2 separate regions of the Homo sapiens genome follow, and region 1 is linked to region 2. The links are chromatin loops, found by intact Hi-C in ENCODE. Cell type or tissue: MCF 10A. All regions are shown on one strand. Each heading gives the region's core, and the rest is flanking DNA. Links, peaks and the distances in the headings are about the cores only.

Region 1 (8,190 bases), core at 2,829-6,828, 160 kb after region 2:
ACCCATTGCAGCAACACTGAAAAGTTCAGGTGGCCGCTTGTCAGTCGTGAAGGGATCTTTTCCAGCAGTCCCATCTGCTCTCAAGTTTCCCCTTTTAGGTAATTCTCTCTGCAGGTGAGCATCTCTTGTTATCCAGTGGAAATCTTGCCAGCTGTATGGCCTTCAGCAAGTTGCCTAACCCTCTAAGCCTCACCTTCCTAATTGGTTAAATGGAAGACCAAAGTAGTACCTGTCCCGGGGGACTGTACAATCACATAAGAAAATGTGTGCAAATCACTTAGCACAGCCCATGCCTGATATGCAGTAGACGGTCACTTCCCATCAGCTATTATTAATGAGCATCTCTGTTGGGGCTTGTGATGTAAGACACAACTGGCACTTCTTCTGTAATACAAGTCTTTACTCAAGATCATCTCTGCAGTTTACTAAGGCCTCCATAGCCCCAATAATTAACATTTTGTTTATCTCATATGAGGGAGAAGGGGAAGAGTCTGTGCGCATCTTATTGTTCTTATGTCTTCAATATTCACCCAGTTATCTGTTGTCAGCAAACACTGGTCATGAGCATCCTATCAGCACAACTCTTCTCCTCCTTATTGTTTATCTTCACTCCTTTTAATGGAGATTAGTTTTAGGTCCACATTAAATCCACCCTGGATTTGATAGCAGGTACAGAAATGCAAAGTCATATTTATATGGATCATTTCCACTCAGTTACTTTTGTCCCTGGCTTGCTGGACTGGGAGGTGAGTGGTGTGGGAGGCATTACTGTGACCACAGCAGCTATATCCCCTCTCCAGAGATTTACTTGCTCTGAGGAAGAATGAGCTGAACCATCAACTCTGTCACAAGGGCCTCTCCACCCATGGCCCACCTGCTCAACTTTGAGGCTAATTGGGCAGGAAATATTACTTGCACTTAGTTAATGAGGATCAGATTTTAAATACCTCTGTAAGACTTTTCCCCCTTTTCTGACTTTGTGTTCTTAAATGAGTAGATTAAGAAATCTTATTTATTTAATTTATCATCCCTAGGTACTTGGCATTGACAACTGGATTATTATTACTATTATTAAATTTTTTTTTTTCATAGAGTCAGGGTCTTGACTTGTTACCCAGGCTGGTCTTGAACTCCTGGGCTCAGGCAATCCCCCTCCTCAGCCTCTGAGTGTTGGGATTGTAGGCATGAGCCACTGGGCCCAGATGATAACTGTATTATTTAGGGAATTGGGTATCAGTCATTCATTCAACATATATTTCTTGAGAACTGCCCATGTTACAGACACAATTCTTGATTCTGGAGTTCCAGCAACAAACAGGGCAGACAAGATCCCTTTCCTGATAGAAAAGGGTGAGAGGCAGAAAACAGACAAGAAAACAAATATACCAGAAAATATCAGGCCAGTTGTACCAGGTATAGATTTTACTTAATAACAACAGAAACTGGCTTTAACAAAAGGCAAAAGAAGGATTTTACTGGGAGGATACAGAGTTGTTCACAGAATCAAAGAAAAGGCTGAAGAACCAAAATTTGGAAGTTCCAAAACCAGAATAACTTTGAACATCTAGGAAACTAGAAGTGACTGACTTTCTTTTTAGGACCGCACTGGAATCAATGAGCTCCTACTAGTACTTCCTCCTGGGTCAGGATGCCAGAAAGAGAAAGAGTGAGCAGTTGGTTGGTCTGGCTTCAGTCACTTAACCGACTCTTGGCCAGAGTAAGACATACCATGTGCATGAGCAGTTTCTCCATCTCCATCTCCAGTGGAGAGAGTGGTAATTTTCCAAAGCCAAACTGTTTCTCAGTTGCAGAAGAAGAAATGGATACTGAGCAGTCAAAAAGGACAGATGTCCCCTGATTTTAAGGCAGTTTACATAGAAGAGGCTTAGGGGTTTTAGTTTTTGCAGGTGTTCAAAAAATGGGTGTGATTTGGTTTGCATTAATTAAATTCACCTGGGTTTCAAGCAAGCAAAAGGTGATAAACCCATAGTTCCCTAAAGTGGTGAGAATAGAATTGAGAATTTAAGTTTAGTAATTTTGAGAAAGACATTGGTAAATTGAAATATATCAAGGGCAATCAGGTAATCAGAAGGATCTGGAAAACTTTATCTATGAAGAGTAAAGAAACTGCTTTAAATACTTTGGAGCCTCTGAAAGAAATATTAGCTGTCTCACTATTGTCATGTATTCTAAATAAGTTAAATAGTAAGCTTCATTCCCTCTTTAAATTTAATTTATTATAGAATTTTATTATGTCAAAGACTTCATTGTAGAAATTACTTTAAAATAGGTATTTCAAACTGAAAATTTGTTATTTCTGAATTTTTGTTTATGCTTCTGTAAAATGAATTTGAACCAGATCGCCTTTGGAGTCTCTCCTAGTTTCAAAATTCTGTGTTCTACAAATCCTCTCATTTTTACCAATCTGTTATAAAGCAACTATGTTGTAAATAATAATATTATTAACATGGTACTTTTGCTTGCCAAAATGTATACTATAATATTTTTGTTTTTTCTAACAGTGTTAAATTAATCTTCTTAATCTCCTTTTAAGTCAATAAAAGTCAGATGGAATTTCTTCCATTTTAGAGATTAGGAAATGAGAAACAGTGGTTCATGACAAGGAGAGGATACATTTCATTTTGTCTAGTGACCCTGAAGTGTATTATTCTTGTCCCTTTTGTAATCATTATACATCTACTATTAGATAATCATGTATCCAAAAGTTATCTGTGGTGCAAAGTCTACTTGGTTACTTAGTTGTGGCAAGGTTTTAAAAACAGTTAAAATAAAACTTGAGCATAGGAACTTGACGATAAAATCTAAGATCTTCATTTCAAGGGGAAGAAACAATTAGAATTTGGAATTTAATTAGGAAAACACAATTAAAGGGATGCAGTGTCTATTCTCCTGCTGAATATTAAAGTTCAACACAAAGGCAACCCTTACGTGAAATGTAGTTGTGGCTAATTAGCTGCGGTAATGGGCTGGAACAAGTGACTTGTTCACAGATAGACAATGAACTCTTCAGCGGCCAGAGATCAACGATCATTTAGGAAGCAAATGCTTAGAATCACATGGCTTAGAATATGCTTGTCTGGTGCAATGTTTCACAATACATAGTACACTCCCTATGTTTTCTCTCCATATTCGATATGCAACTGCTAAGAAACATTATATGCTTGGCCTTATTAATAAAGAATTATTGATATGCTAACCCTGAACTGAAACCAAAGCAAAGCGGACTGATCTCTGGAAACAAGCTGAGTAAACTCCCAAGGTCTTGGGCCACTAAGTAGAGTTGCTAGAGACAGTAGGTCTCTTCTGCTGCCTCCTGACCTTGAATATAAAACTACAAGCTCAGGTTGCAGACCACATGTTCAGAAAAGAATGATCTCTGAAAACAGCACAGGATAAAACTCAAAAGAGCCTTGGGTCTTGTAGTTTTGGCTCTGCCACTATGAGCTGTGTGACGTTCTGTAAGATCTTTACTTCTCTGGGCTTTCTGTATTTTACCTGTAAATGGCATGATTAAGTCACTCTCTAAGGGTGTTATAAAAATATCACAGCTTAGGAGATGGGAAATATAAAGATACTATGTGAAGCTGGCATTCTTTATTAGGGCAAATCTGCAAACAAGTAAAGAGTTCTTTCCTGTACCAGCCACTCAGTGACTTACTTACTTAAGTCCTGCTTGGTAGCAACCCTGTCCTGGTTCTTCCTTGGTCTCATTAGTAGGCACCTTGCCATCAGCCAGTAGGTTATCAAGACATTTATTCTCACTTCAACATTTGAGTGTTTACACATACTAGCAGTGGTTCTAGGAGCTGCAGATAGTCATGAACAAAAAAACTCCCCCACAAATCCTGCTCCCATGGACAGTCTATTATTAGTAGTAGTAGTATTTTTGTAGAGGCAAGATCTTGCTATGTTGACCAGGCTGATCTGGAACTCCTGGCCTCAAGCGATCCTCTTGCCTTGGCCTCCCAAAATGCTGGGATTACAGGCATGAGCTAAGGTGCCTTGCCAGACTGTCCAGTCAGAGCAGATAGACCAAAAGCAATCAAATAAATACACAAGACATCAGGAACGGATGATATGCGATATGAGGAAAAATAAAGCTGGTTAAAGGGTGAGATGTGCCTGGAGGGGGTTGCTATTTTAGCTGGAGAAAGCGTCCCTGATCTGAATGAAGGGAAGGAGGGGTCCTCATAGTCTCTGGGAAGGAGCAGTCCAGGGAAGCACACAGTTAAGGGCCCTATGGGAGAGCAAGCTTGGGTGTTCCAGGAACGTGGTGGAGATCAATATAGCCAGAGCCAGCAGGCAGAGAGGAGATTCTGTTCCTGATGGTAGTGAGCATCCCGGGGTGTAACAACCCCTTCTCTTCCAGGAACTAGAAAGCAGGCAGGTGACAGCACAGTCTGGGCTTAGGTGTACCAGCTGGTTGGCGTTGGTTAGGCTCAGAGAGTAACCAACCCTCTGGACAGGTGTGTGGCGAGGTACGCCGGCAGGGCCCCACGCTCTTAGGGGCCCCCCAACTTGGGCTTCAAGGCTCCATGGACACCATCTTGAAATTCTCAACACAGTTATCCTTCCTTTTGTTCTGTAAGTGAAGTCCGGGACAATGGGGCTTGTTCCCCAGGGCCTGGAGGCTCGGCTCCTGTGCGGTCCTGCCTCCTGCCTCCTCCCCACCTCGCGGACTTGGGTCTGGGTCACCTGTTCCTGCTCCTGCTCCTGCTCAGAACTGCTGCTGCCCTTCATCCTGAGAGGCCCGACACGGTGCCCCTGCCGCCCTCCACCAGACGGGCAGGGCAGGGTGGGGGCAGGGCCAGGCATGACCCTCTGCACGCCTAACCACAGGGCGGGCCCTTGGTGCCCTAAGGGTCTGTCCCCAGCCTGCCAGCATCTCTGTGCGTGAGGGAGTGTGACATTAAATAGCAAACAAAACATCTGGACAGGTCAACTGAGAGAGACTGCAGAAGAAACGCTTTTTTTCTCTTTTTTAACAAGGGACCCGCATTTCCATTTTATGCTTGTCCCTGGGTGATCTTCTTGACCAGGAATGATGTCACCCACCCCTTGGCCGCCGCTTTCTCTCCGTGGACCTCCGGTGAAGTTGGCTTTTTTTTTTTTTTTTTTTGAGACGGAGTCTCCCTCTGTCGCCCAGGCTAGAGCGCAGTGGCGCGATCTCGGCTCACTGCAAGCTCCGCCTCCCGGGTTCACGCCATTCTCCTGCCTCAGCCTCCCGAGTAGCTGGGAAGATGGCTTTTAAAGCGGGTGAACACTCTTGCACTTTCCCGTGGGGGCTGTTGCCCTCTGCTGGGCAAACCAGGAATTAGCTCTACCTCAAAATCTGTGAAGAAAATGCTCCCTATTCCAGTTTCAAAACCCAATTTGAGACAATGGTTTGAGCATCAGTTTTCTCCATCTGCACTTTTGAAGGCTGCTGCAGATTTGAATAGCCAGTTCTAAAGTGAATTACCTTGTAAGCAGGTGACTTTTGCTTAAAACCAAGCAGTCACAAACTTTAGTATCCAGATCTACCATGTAAAGTACAGCAGAAACACAACATGTTGAGCAGTTGGTTCCACTGTTGAATTGTGCCATCATATAACCTTGCTTACTGTGTGTGAAGTATTCTTCATAATCTTTAAAAGTTATTGGAATGGGCCTACACCTTAATGGTACTTTTGTTCAGGGCTTAAATAATGTAATCAGGCCAGGTGCGGTGGCTCACGCCTGTAATCCCAACACTTTGGGAGGCTGAGGCGGGCGGATCACGAGGTCAGGAGATCGAGACCATCCTGGCTAACACGGTGAAACACCGTCTCTACTAAAAATACAAAAAAATTAGCCAGGCGTGGTGGTGGGCGCCTGTAGTCCCAGCTACTCGGGAGGCTGAGGCAGGAGAATGGCATGAGCCCGGGAGGCGGAGCTTGCAGTGAGCCAAGACAGCACCACTGCACTCCAGCCTTGTCGACAGAGTGAGACTCTGTCTCAAAAAAAAAAAAAAAAAAAATGTAATCACTCCCATTTCCAAGTTCTCAACATGTGGTGACTTTTAATTTTATTGGACATAGGGAGAATTACCTGAGAAATAGTACTTTAATGATTTTAAGGCATAAAGAATTTTATATTTAACCATTAAATCACGGACTCTATGATAACCTTTCTTTTCTGGCAATGATGGTACCAAAACCATAGGAAAATACTCTGTTAAACCTGGTGGACTTTTGCTGTCTTTTCCCTATTTCACTCTGTGTGTGTGTGTGTGTGTGTGTGTGTGTGTGTGTGTGAGAGAGAGAGAGAGAGAGAGAGAGAGAGAAATTGTAAAGCATAAGTAAAAACTGAAAGATGGCCAGGCAGTGGCTCATGCCTGTGATCCCAGCATTTTGGGAGGCTGAGGCAAGTGGATGACTTGAACCTCTGGAGTTTGAGACCAGCCTGGGAAACATGGTGAAACTCCATCTCTACAAAAAAATACAAAAATTAGCTGGGCATGGTAGTGTGTGCCTGTAGTCCCAACTACTCAGGAGGGTGAGTGGGAGGATCACCTGAGCCCACTGAGATTAAGGCTGCAGTGAGCTGTGATTGTGCCACTGCACTGCAGCCTGGGCAACACAGGGAGACCCTGCCTAAAAAAAACTGATGAAAGATGAGCTTCCTCTGTGTATAAGCACAGGAGTGTGATTTACACCACGGAAGTCCCTGTCTAGACTCTACTGTGTGCTAAGCACAGTGGCATGCGCTTCATACATTTTGTCTCATTTAGCAACATTGCAAGGCAGATATTGTATTTCCCGTAGAAAACTGACAATCAGTGAATTTAAATAATGTGCCCTAGGTTGTTAAGCTAGAAACTGATATTTTGCCCTCAATGCCAGATCCACCTGACTCCAAAAACCCCTGTTTTTCCACTGTGCAATGTGGTTGCCTAATGAATGATTCTAACCCTGGTTAGTTTTGTAGAGAACTAAAGCCCTAAGCAGGTGTTCAGGGGAAGAGCTGGACTTGGACTCCATGTTTCCTACCCTAATCCAATTTATTAAATTGCTAGAATAACTTAGCTTTAGGAAGTGGGGATGATCCTTTAAAATTCCCCCTTTCTTATCTCCTATGTGGTGTTTGGGTCCTCCAAAAATTATCTAGATTGAGAGATATAAAAGAATGACCATTTTGGCCAGGAGTGGTGACTCACGCCTGTAATCCCAGCACTTTGGGAGGCCAAGGCAGGCGGATTGCTTGAGCCCAGGAGTTCAAGACCAGCCTGGGCAACAGGGCGAAACCCTGTCTCTACCAAAAATACAAAAGTCAGCCAAGTGTGGTGGTGGGTGCCTGTAATTCCAGCTACTCGGGAGGCTAAGGAAGGAGAATCACTTGAACCTGGGAGGTGGAGGTTGCAGTGAGCCAAGATCACACCACTGCACTTCAGCCTGGGCTACAGAGCAAGACTCTCTCTCAGAAAAAAAAAAAAAAAAAAAAGAATGACCATGTCAACAACAGTTGAAGTGGATTATATATTGATCTTGGTCTAACTGTTCTGGAGAACAGAAGCTAAGCAAATAGGCCACCCACTTTAACATCAACCAGTGTAACCATCCAATGAGTTGATCAATCAGCCAATATTTATTGAGCATCTCCTATGTGATAAGGACCAAGATAGGTATTAGACAACTGGAAATAAATAAGGCATGAGGTCAGCCAAAGGGGACGAACAAACATGTAAACAAAAGTACATTGCAATGCAAGTTCTACACACACACAGCTACGGGACTACAGAAGGAAGAGCAACAGATTCCACCTGGGAGAATGGGGGAAGGCTCCCCTGACGGACACTCACCCATGCCAGCATACCTTCAATATGGAGAAGCCATTTGCATGACATGTTTCTAGTTCTTTTAACAACAAAGTGTATATTCTTCCATTCCAGATTGTACAGGCAAGAGATTTCATAAGATAATCTAGAAACTGGAAATAGTAAATTTTTTTGAAAGCAGCTTCATTATTTTGGCTAATAAGTAACAGAGATGTGAATTACTATGAGGTTCTAGTAAATTTAGATTCTCTAGAGAAATTGGGCAGCAAATGAAAGCTTAATTTCAACTTGGTTAAACACAATGTAATTGGAATAGTTGCACTTTGGGAGGCTGAGGCGGGCAGATCACGAGGTCAGGAGATTGAGACCATCCT
Region 2 (8,190 bases), core at 1,629-5,628:
ATGTATTTATTAGAGACTGGGTCGTTAGGTTCCTCACACTTGGCCTTGACCTCCTGGCCTCACGGGATCCTCCCGCCTCAGCCTCCTGAGTAGCTGGATTACAGGCACGAGCCACCACGCCCTTTTTGTTATTAGGGACACAGTCCTCCCCAGCCAGCACCACTCATAGAGTACCAGCCAGCACCACTACCGTAGAGTAAGTAGCTTGTAAACAAACAAGTAAACAAATAAACAAACAATATATATTTCATGTGTTTATATATAAATATATGTATATATTTGTATAAATATATGTGTATATATAAATACACATATTTATATATACATTTATATATACACATTTATATATACATTTATATAAATATACACATATATACATTTATATAAATATACACATATATTTATATATACATTTATATAAATATGCACATGTATTTACATATACATTTATATAAATATGCACATGTATTTACATATACATTTATATAAATACGCACATATATTTACATATACATTTATATAAATACGCACATATATTTACATATACATTATATAAATATACATACATTTATATATGCATTTATATAAATATACATACATTTATATATACATTTGTATAAATATATGTACATTTATATTTACATTTATATAAATATATACATATATTTGCATATATACATATATTTATATATACATTTATATAAATCTATACATATATTTACATATATACATTTACATATAAATACATATTTCATATATACAGTTTCACCTGAGGCCCTAGTAACCCCAGCTATAGTACTTGGAACAAAATCCCTGAGGATTTACTCGAGAACGCACCCTCAGTTCTCTTTGAGAAATCATACAGGATGACAGTTTCCAGAACACTGCTTATAGGAAAACATTCTCCCAGGTTTCAAATGGGAGAGGGCTGTATTACAGAAACTATAAACTCTTCAGCTCAACCTCTCCTGAACATGACTGTGGACGTTCAGAAAAGAAATCCAAGAAGACTGAAGAGTCAACGTGAATTCACTAAGTGCAAATCAGGCCAGGCTGACCTTGTTTCCGTTTTGGGGTGGGTTGGTAAGTTAGAGAAGCAAACCTTACCCTCAGCTCTCAATACCCTGGTGTGTAACAATTAGTGGAAAAGGAGGAAGGAAGGGTTATAACCAGTCTCCAGAAAATTATACATAATTCAACCTATATTAATCTGTTTCATCCCTTTAAAATGTAAAAGAGAAAGCTCCAAACTGAGCAATTGTTACATTCAAATACTCTTTAGAGGGCTTTGTATAGAAGAAGGATTAGATTTCAGAGGGCAGAGCCAGGATAAGTGTGTGCAAATTACAGGGAGGCAGTATTGTACCCCAAATAGGGGGAAAACTGTCTAACGCTTAGGACACTGTTTCTTAAACCTGAGTCATGTACAGACTCCCTAATAGAAAAAATTCTCGCAAATTTCCAGGGTTTACGAATTGTTTTTCTATAACAGTTCTTAGTTATGGACAAACATACAACTAGGTATAAAGTTCTTATGCTTACAGTTATACACATTTACAAATTAAGTTTGTAAACTGAATGTATAAATGTATACATTAAAGACAAGCAAAGCTACAATGTCAACAATATTTAAATAAACAACCTTCTTTTAATGGGAGAGATGATGTTTTGCTGAAGCAAAATCGTCATTCAGAGCATGAATATGGTATCGATGGCTTTTGCCTTGGGCAGTTGTAGACCGCCGTGTGAATTGTGATAACACAAACCAAACACATTTCTTTTTCTGAACCATAGAGAAATCTTCATTTATGAAGTATGCTATAAGGTTACTTTCCTTCACTAAAATTGACATCATGGTTACCTATTAGGACCAATTCTGTTCTTTTTTAATTCACTCCCAATTAAAGTGGATCTACTCTCCTAACACATAAACAAAAATGAGCACTGAAAGATACCTTCTGGTAGCCCTCAGATAAAAAGTGATTACTACATTCGCCAAAACTCATAGAAAATACAATCAGGGTGAACCCTAATGGGAAGGCTGAACTTTAGTTAATGATGTTGTATCAATTTTGGCTCACCAATTGTGACAAATGTACAACACTAATGTCAGATGCTAAAAGTAGAAGAAATTGGAAGCCAGGCATAGTAGCGTGCACCTGTAGTCCTAGTTACTCAGGAGGCTGAGGCAGGAGGATTGCTTAAGCCCAGGAATTTGAGGCTGGAGTGTGAACTGCCACTGCACTCCAGCCTAGGCAACGTGTTAAGACCTCATGTCTAAAAAGGAAAAAAAAAAGTGTGGGGGAGAGGAAATTAGGGATGGAGGGCCAGGGGGTATATGAGAATTCTCTGTGCTTTTTGTTCAATGTCTCTGTAAACCTAAAACCGCTCAGGAAAAGAAGAAGTCTACTAATTTTTAAGAAAGTGGTCACCATAAAGTTCTTATGTATTAGTTCTTTTTAGATTATTGTCCACATGAAAAGACAACTATTTCTAGATCTTGTATGAAACTCTTGTACCTCCAAGAATAATTCTATATATCTCAGGGTCTGTACCGTAGTTTTTAAAAATGCTGAAATTGAGAGTTCAAGAATGGAACGAAGTATTCTAAAAAGTCGTTAGAACTTCTTTACTCAAAGTGTTTCAGAAAATGCCTAGAAGGTCATCTTTTAGAGAAGTTCTTCTAGGGATTTTTGCTTTTGGAGAGAGGTCAGAGCACAGGATCTCTAATTCCAAGATTATATAATTCTACTTGGTGTTTTTTTTTTAAGATTTAGCTTTGAATTCATTTGCTTTTACTGCTACTTTTCACAGACTGTGCAATGGCCCAATGTCAGAACCATGAGGTGATGAAATTTGTAGCTTTCTAAGGTTTTTCTTATTCCCACAATCCTGTTCAAATAGCAACAATTTCATTTAGGCCAAACCAATTGCTAATTTTTGGTCCTGGGAAAGGATAACTAATAAACCTCACATCATTCCAGTGAACCCAGATTGCATTCCTTTCTGATGGCTTATCACATTGCACTCTGGGTTAAATGCCATAGTTATAGCTCCATTTACATATTTGGGTAATCCATTTTCTAAGTGTTCTCTTAAAGAAAACCTAGAAAACGTTTCTATTTCTTTATTCCCTTTGGAAAATATTTCCTTGCAGGAATCTAAGGCTAGAATTGAATCTGTAAAAGGACTCTTGTAATTCTATACTTTTTAAAACCACTGTTTGAATTTTGTTGAATTCACATACGTGCATTTTCGTTTAGTTTTAGCAGACAACACTGCCATGATAGGAGTTGTAACGTCATAGGCATTGAGTAGGTCAAATCTTTTGGCACTGGGTCTAAAGATTTGATTCCTCCAATTGGGGTGGTATTGCTGAACTGCGGTAGAACTGTTTTCCATTAGAAAGTAAAGAAGCTGGGTCCTCGTCATAAATGTGGGTAGCTGAGGGAGGAGTACAGTCACGTTTTCTGATTTTCAGCCTGTCTTTCTCTGCTAGGCAGCATTCGCCCCCTGTCCCATTACATCAGACCACTCACGATTCTGACCTGGAACTTCCAGAAAGAATGGCTGGCTTGGAGGCATGGCTTCTTATCACCACCCACTGTCTGCTCCAAGAACTGCAGGAGCATTTCAAAACCACCAGGGCAGGTGACTCTCCCAACCGCAGAAAGAGGAAATGTACTAGAATAGAAAGAAAGAATAAAACGGAAGAACAAATGAGCATCTGAGGAATACACCTGAAAAATGAATCACCAAGGGAAACCCGTTTCTATCTTTATTTTGATGTTTCCAAAAGGAAACCCGTATTTATAAAAGATCACAACCAAAGTTCAATAGTCTGAAATGAGATGATATTTTCAATATAAAAACAGGATCTACTCATTTTTCTCAATTCATATTAAAAACAGTTGTTTGATAGCATTCCCATGGAGACATGTAAATTTATTTATTTTTTCTAATTGTTATCCCAGTGTGCTCCTGTTTGAAAGCTATTACAAAATTAGGCCGGGCACGGTGGCTCACGCCTGTAATCCCAACACTTTGGGAGGCTAAGGCAGGAGGGTCGCTTGAGCCCAGGGGTTCAAGACCAGCCTGGGCAACATGGCAAAATCATGTCTTTACAAAAAATACAAAAAAAAAAAAAAATGAGCCGGGTGTGGAGGCACATGCCTATATTCCCAGCTACTTGGGAGGCTGAGGCGGGAGGATCACTTGAGCCTAGGAATTCAAGGTTGCAGTAAGCCATGATTGTACCACTGCACTACAGCTTGGACAACAGAGTGAGACCTTGTCTCAAAATAAATAAATAAATAAATTAATTAATTAAGCTATGACAAGGTTAGCATCAATATATTTTTGAAAATAGTAGCAGTCTGAATACAGACAAAACACGCCTCCTTGATTTGAGATTCTGCTTCTTTTTCCACTTTACTGTTAATTCCTTTTTTTTTTTTTTTTTTCATACTTTCACCAGTTTCAGGAAAGGGTGGGTTAGAGTCAGGGGCTTCCTGAAGCTTTTCAGAACAAGAATTCTAATGAAGCAGTGTGTTCAGAGGGGGGTCCCCTGAGAATCATGTTTTGGAACATACCGACCTCATGTGGTATTATCTTTGCTACACTTTGCAGTTTCGTGTGAAACTTATTTTTGGTCTTTAACAAAGCATGTCCATGTTTATCTTAAATGCTGAAAAAGTTTAATAGTTTAAAACAAAACTTTTTAAAATAATTAAATATACAATGAATGCTGAAACATAAAAGTCAGACAGAATGTTACCTTAACAAGAAAGGGCTTCCTAAAGATCAAAAGATTGCTGTTTGTTTTATTTGCTAAAGACAAATAGCAAGTACTTTCACTTTAGGGGATTCAGATTGCTATTGAAGGAGCCTAGGCATTTTTGTTGCCCCACCCCCACCTAGATAAAGGCTTCCTCTACCTCATTCATAGAGTGGGAAACTTGCTTATTGATACTAAAAACATTGACTGCGCATTTAGAAAAATGGAATGCTGACATTTGATTAAAGATAGTATAGGATTCAAGCCAATGGCATTTCTGACCATGTCTTTCAGTCTTACTTAAAATTAGAGGGGAAATAGACACTACCTTGGGTTTTGCCTTATTCTGTGTACGGGTAGTAAGTAATTAGTGCAGCACTGAGCGGGAATGAATTATACTGAGTGCCAGTGCTACCAAGTTCCACCCCCTCTCATGTTGAGTGGGATTTGTTTGTTTTAATTTTTTGTAGAGACAGGGTCTCACTATGTTGATCAGGCTAGTCTCAAACTCTTGGCCTCAAGCAGTCCCCCTGCCTTGGCCTCCCAAAGTGCTGGGATTACAGGCATGAGCCACCACACCCAGGCTTAAGCTGATTTTAATGCCACCTTTAATAAAGAAGAGAAGAAACAGGCTTTTCAAGAATAAAAGCTCTCTTTCCCTCTAAATATTTCCAGATTTGGGTTTTTTTTTTTTTTAAAGTCAGTGATATTAATTAAGTCAGTGATGGACTGCTATGTCAGAATAGGACAAGATGAAAATGTACCCTCAGTCCAATCTAATCTGCAGTGGCCTATAAGAGATGGGTTTGTATAATGGTGGTCCCTTTCTTTACGGGGCTGTTTGCATAAAGCAAAGCAACTTTGGATGATGTAATATCTGGTCATTTCCATCTACAGCTATCATATGGGCCCTATATAGTCCTGCAAAGAGAAATAACAGTTCTTGTCTTGTGCTACCTCGAAATAGCTTCAAAATGTTTGCTGTTTTTTATAAAAACTTCAACAAATATTTATTTTGCACATGGCTAGATCATGATTTCTGGTTTTTGTTTTGTTTTCACCTCATCGTTTGTGGGTTCTCTACCCAGGCAGTATAGTAAAGTTTTTAAGAGCTTGAGCTCTAGAATCAGATAAACTGACTCTCACTTACTTATGTGATCTGAGCAGATTAATGAAGCTTTGTAAGCCTAATTTGCTCATTTGCAAAATGGCAAATATTAGTAGTCCTTCACTTGAAAGGTTGTTGTGAGGATTGAACATGTGTAAGGAGCTCGGCACAGGACTCAGATAGAATCCATCAAATAATAACTTGTTATAATAAAAAAGGACATATGTCCAAGTCCTTAAATCAATTACAAGGAACCTAAAAGACTTTCTGCAGCAGTTGAGGGAAATCAAACACCACTTCTCTTTTCAACTCGCTTCCTTTCTGTTATCAGCTCATGGGATTACATGGCTGTTCTCACCAGCATGCATGTTTGTAAGCAGTCTACAGCTCATGTTGTGAGGGCAAAAGATGGAAGAAGGTCATGAAACAGAGTGACCCTCATCCATATAGAAATGACAAAATATGCATGCAGAACCTATCATTCTTTAAGACTCTAATGAAATCCGGCTAAAGGAAATTACAGTGCGTGATAAATGATATTCCATGATTTCAGGAAATCTTACCAGAAAAACCCAAAAACCTCTCATGGTTGGGTAATGCAAAGATTCTAAAATACCAGATACTCCCCAGATCCCCAGATCATGGCTTTGGATTGTATTGAACCAGCAAATTATTTTGTTTTGCTTAATTTACTTTAATGGGAGGCAGTATGGCAGAGTGGTGACATGAGGTAGCTCAATTGTTGTTGTTTTAAAAATTGTTTCATAATTTTGCTATCAATAATTGCTTGTGATTCTTGAGTAGCATTCCATAATTACATGCTCATAAGAATGGTGGGAAAGGTAGTGCATGTGTATTTGAGATAATAAAAGATTTTAAAGTATCAGAGGGCTGGAGGCAGTGGCTCATGCCTGTAATCCCAGCACTTTGGGAGGCTGAGATGGGCGAATCACTTGAGGTCAGGAGTTTGAAACCAGTCTGGCCAATATGGTGAAACCCTGTCTCTACTAAAAATACAAAAATTAGCTGGTGTGGTGGCGCATGCCTGTAGTCCCGGCTACTCGAGAGGCCGAGGCAGAAGAATGGCTTGAGCCCGGAGGTGGGGGTTGCAGTGAGCCGAGATTGCACCATTGCACTCCAGCCTGGGTGACAGAGCGAGACTCCATTTCAAAAAAAAAAAAAAAAAATCACAGTAGGAGACCACTACTTTCTAAGGGAGGAGTCAGAAAACAGGAATAGTGATTTATTTAGACTAATTCTGTTATGTCAGGCATCTAAAAGAATTTAGTTTGAAGAAAGATTTGGGTTTCTATGAGAATGTATGAAAGCTCTAATTTATTATCTATTCAATAATTTTATATATAGATTTTTATTGAACTGAAAAGATAATTTTAGAAAATCCTTCATTTCCTCCACAGCATGGTTAACATTAATATTTAGACTGAGTTTATGAGTGTTTTCCCAGCATTGATTTCATAGTTCCTTGTCAGTTCTGGACGTAAAGGACAAGCTTTGATCTGAAGTGCGGCTGATTCAGTATGAGGGCAGATTGTGCTATGGAGATGGTTTTATGATATCTCTGTTGGGATGTTCTTTACAGTTACATCCTGACCTGCCGAATTATTAGTAAGTAGACAGTCATAGCTCCAATCCCATAACTCGACCACAAAAATAGAATTCTAGCTTCTTTTAATATGAACATTATCTAGATAGGACTATATCTAGGTCTTTCCTGACAAGTTATATGATTTAGTGCTTTGTTTCTATGAACTAAAGTTAGAAACTCGGAGTGACTCATTTTTATTTTTTTTTACGCATCTAAGTGTACAAGGAAATCAGACTGCTTCTGGTGTTGCTTTCTTTAAAAGAAAAAAAAAAGACATGCTCGTTGTTGAGTATCCTTTTTAGGTCAGCAATTCTTAAGTGCAGGACTTATTGGTATCCGAGCGGAAAGGCCTGAAGCTCTGATTTATCACAACTCCCTGTGAGTGGAGTCCTTCCATGGCTGGAGAAAGGAAAACATTTGTTGTACTAATACTGAATGTGCTTCCTGTGTAAAATAACCTTTAACTCTGTGGAGATCCCCCATTTTAATGACCAGGGACGTAGTGGAAGAAGAAGGAAATCCAAATTCCCCACAGGCAGCCTCTCTCCTCAACAGCAGGACAAGCTGCAGCCCTCCTCACGACAGAAACGCTTACTGAGGTAATGCCCCGCTAGGCTCTCTTTCACCTGTTTGAAGACACGACTCCATGAATTGTCATCAAATGTGTGTGACATTTTGACCTATGAAGAACACTGGGCG

The links. A loop is a pair of places that touch in the nucleus more often than their neighbours do. Peaks named below come from ENCODE experiments on the same cell type or tissue, not always from the same donor. Only the 100,000 strongest peaks of a DNase experiment are listed, where the experiment ranks them.
Region 1: it touches region 2 in a loop (8-fold over the local background); 3 of 110 quality-filtered maps call a loop at or near these places.

Annotation. Positions count from the first base shown.
Region 1 is chr13:28,791,524-28,799,713 of GRCh38, forward strand. No RefSeq gene overlaps it. Among named protein-coding and RNA genes, the nearest start is that of MTUS2, 25 kb to the right of the region's middle. In MCF 10A, for the core only: a CTCF peak has its summit at 5,322 (motif pointing left); a DNase peak (open chromatin) is centred at 5,298.
Region 2 is chr13:28,633,303-28,641,492 of GRCh38, forward strand. No RefSeq gene overlaps it. Among named protein-coding and RNA genes, the nearest start is that of POMP, 22 kb to the right of the region's middle. In MCF 10A, for the core only: a CTCF peak has its summit at 3,589; a DNase peak (open chromatin) is centred at 3,599.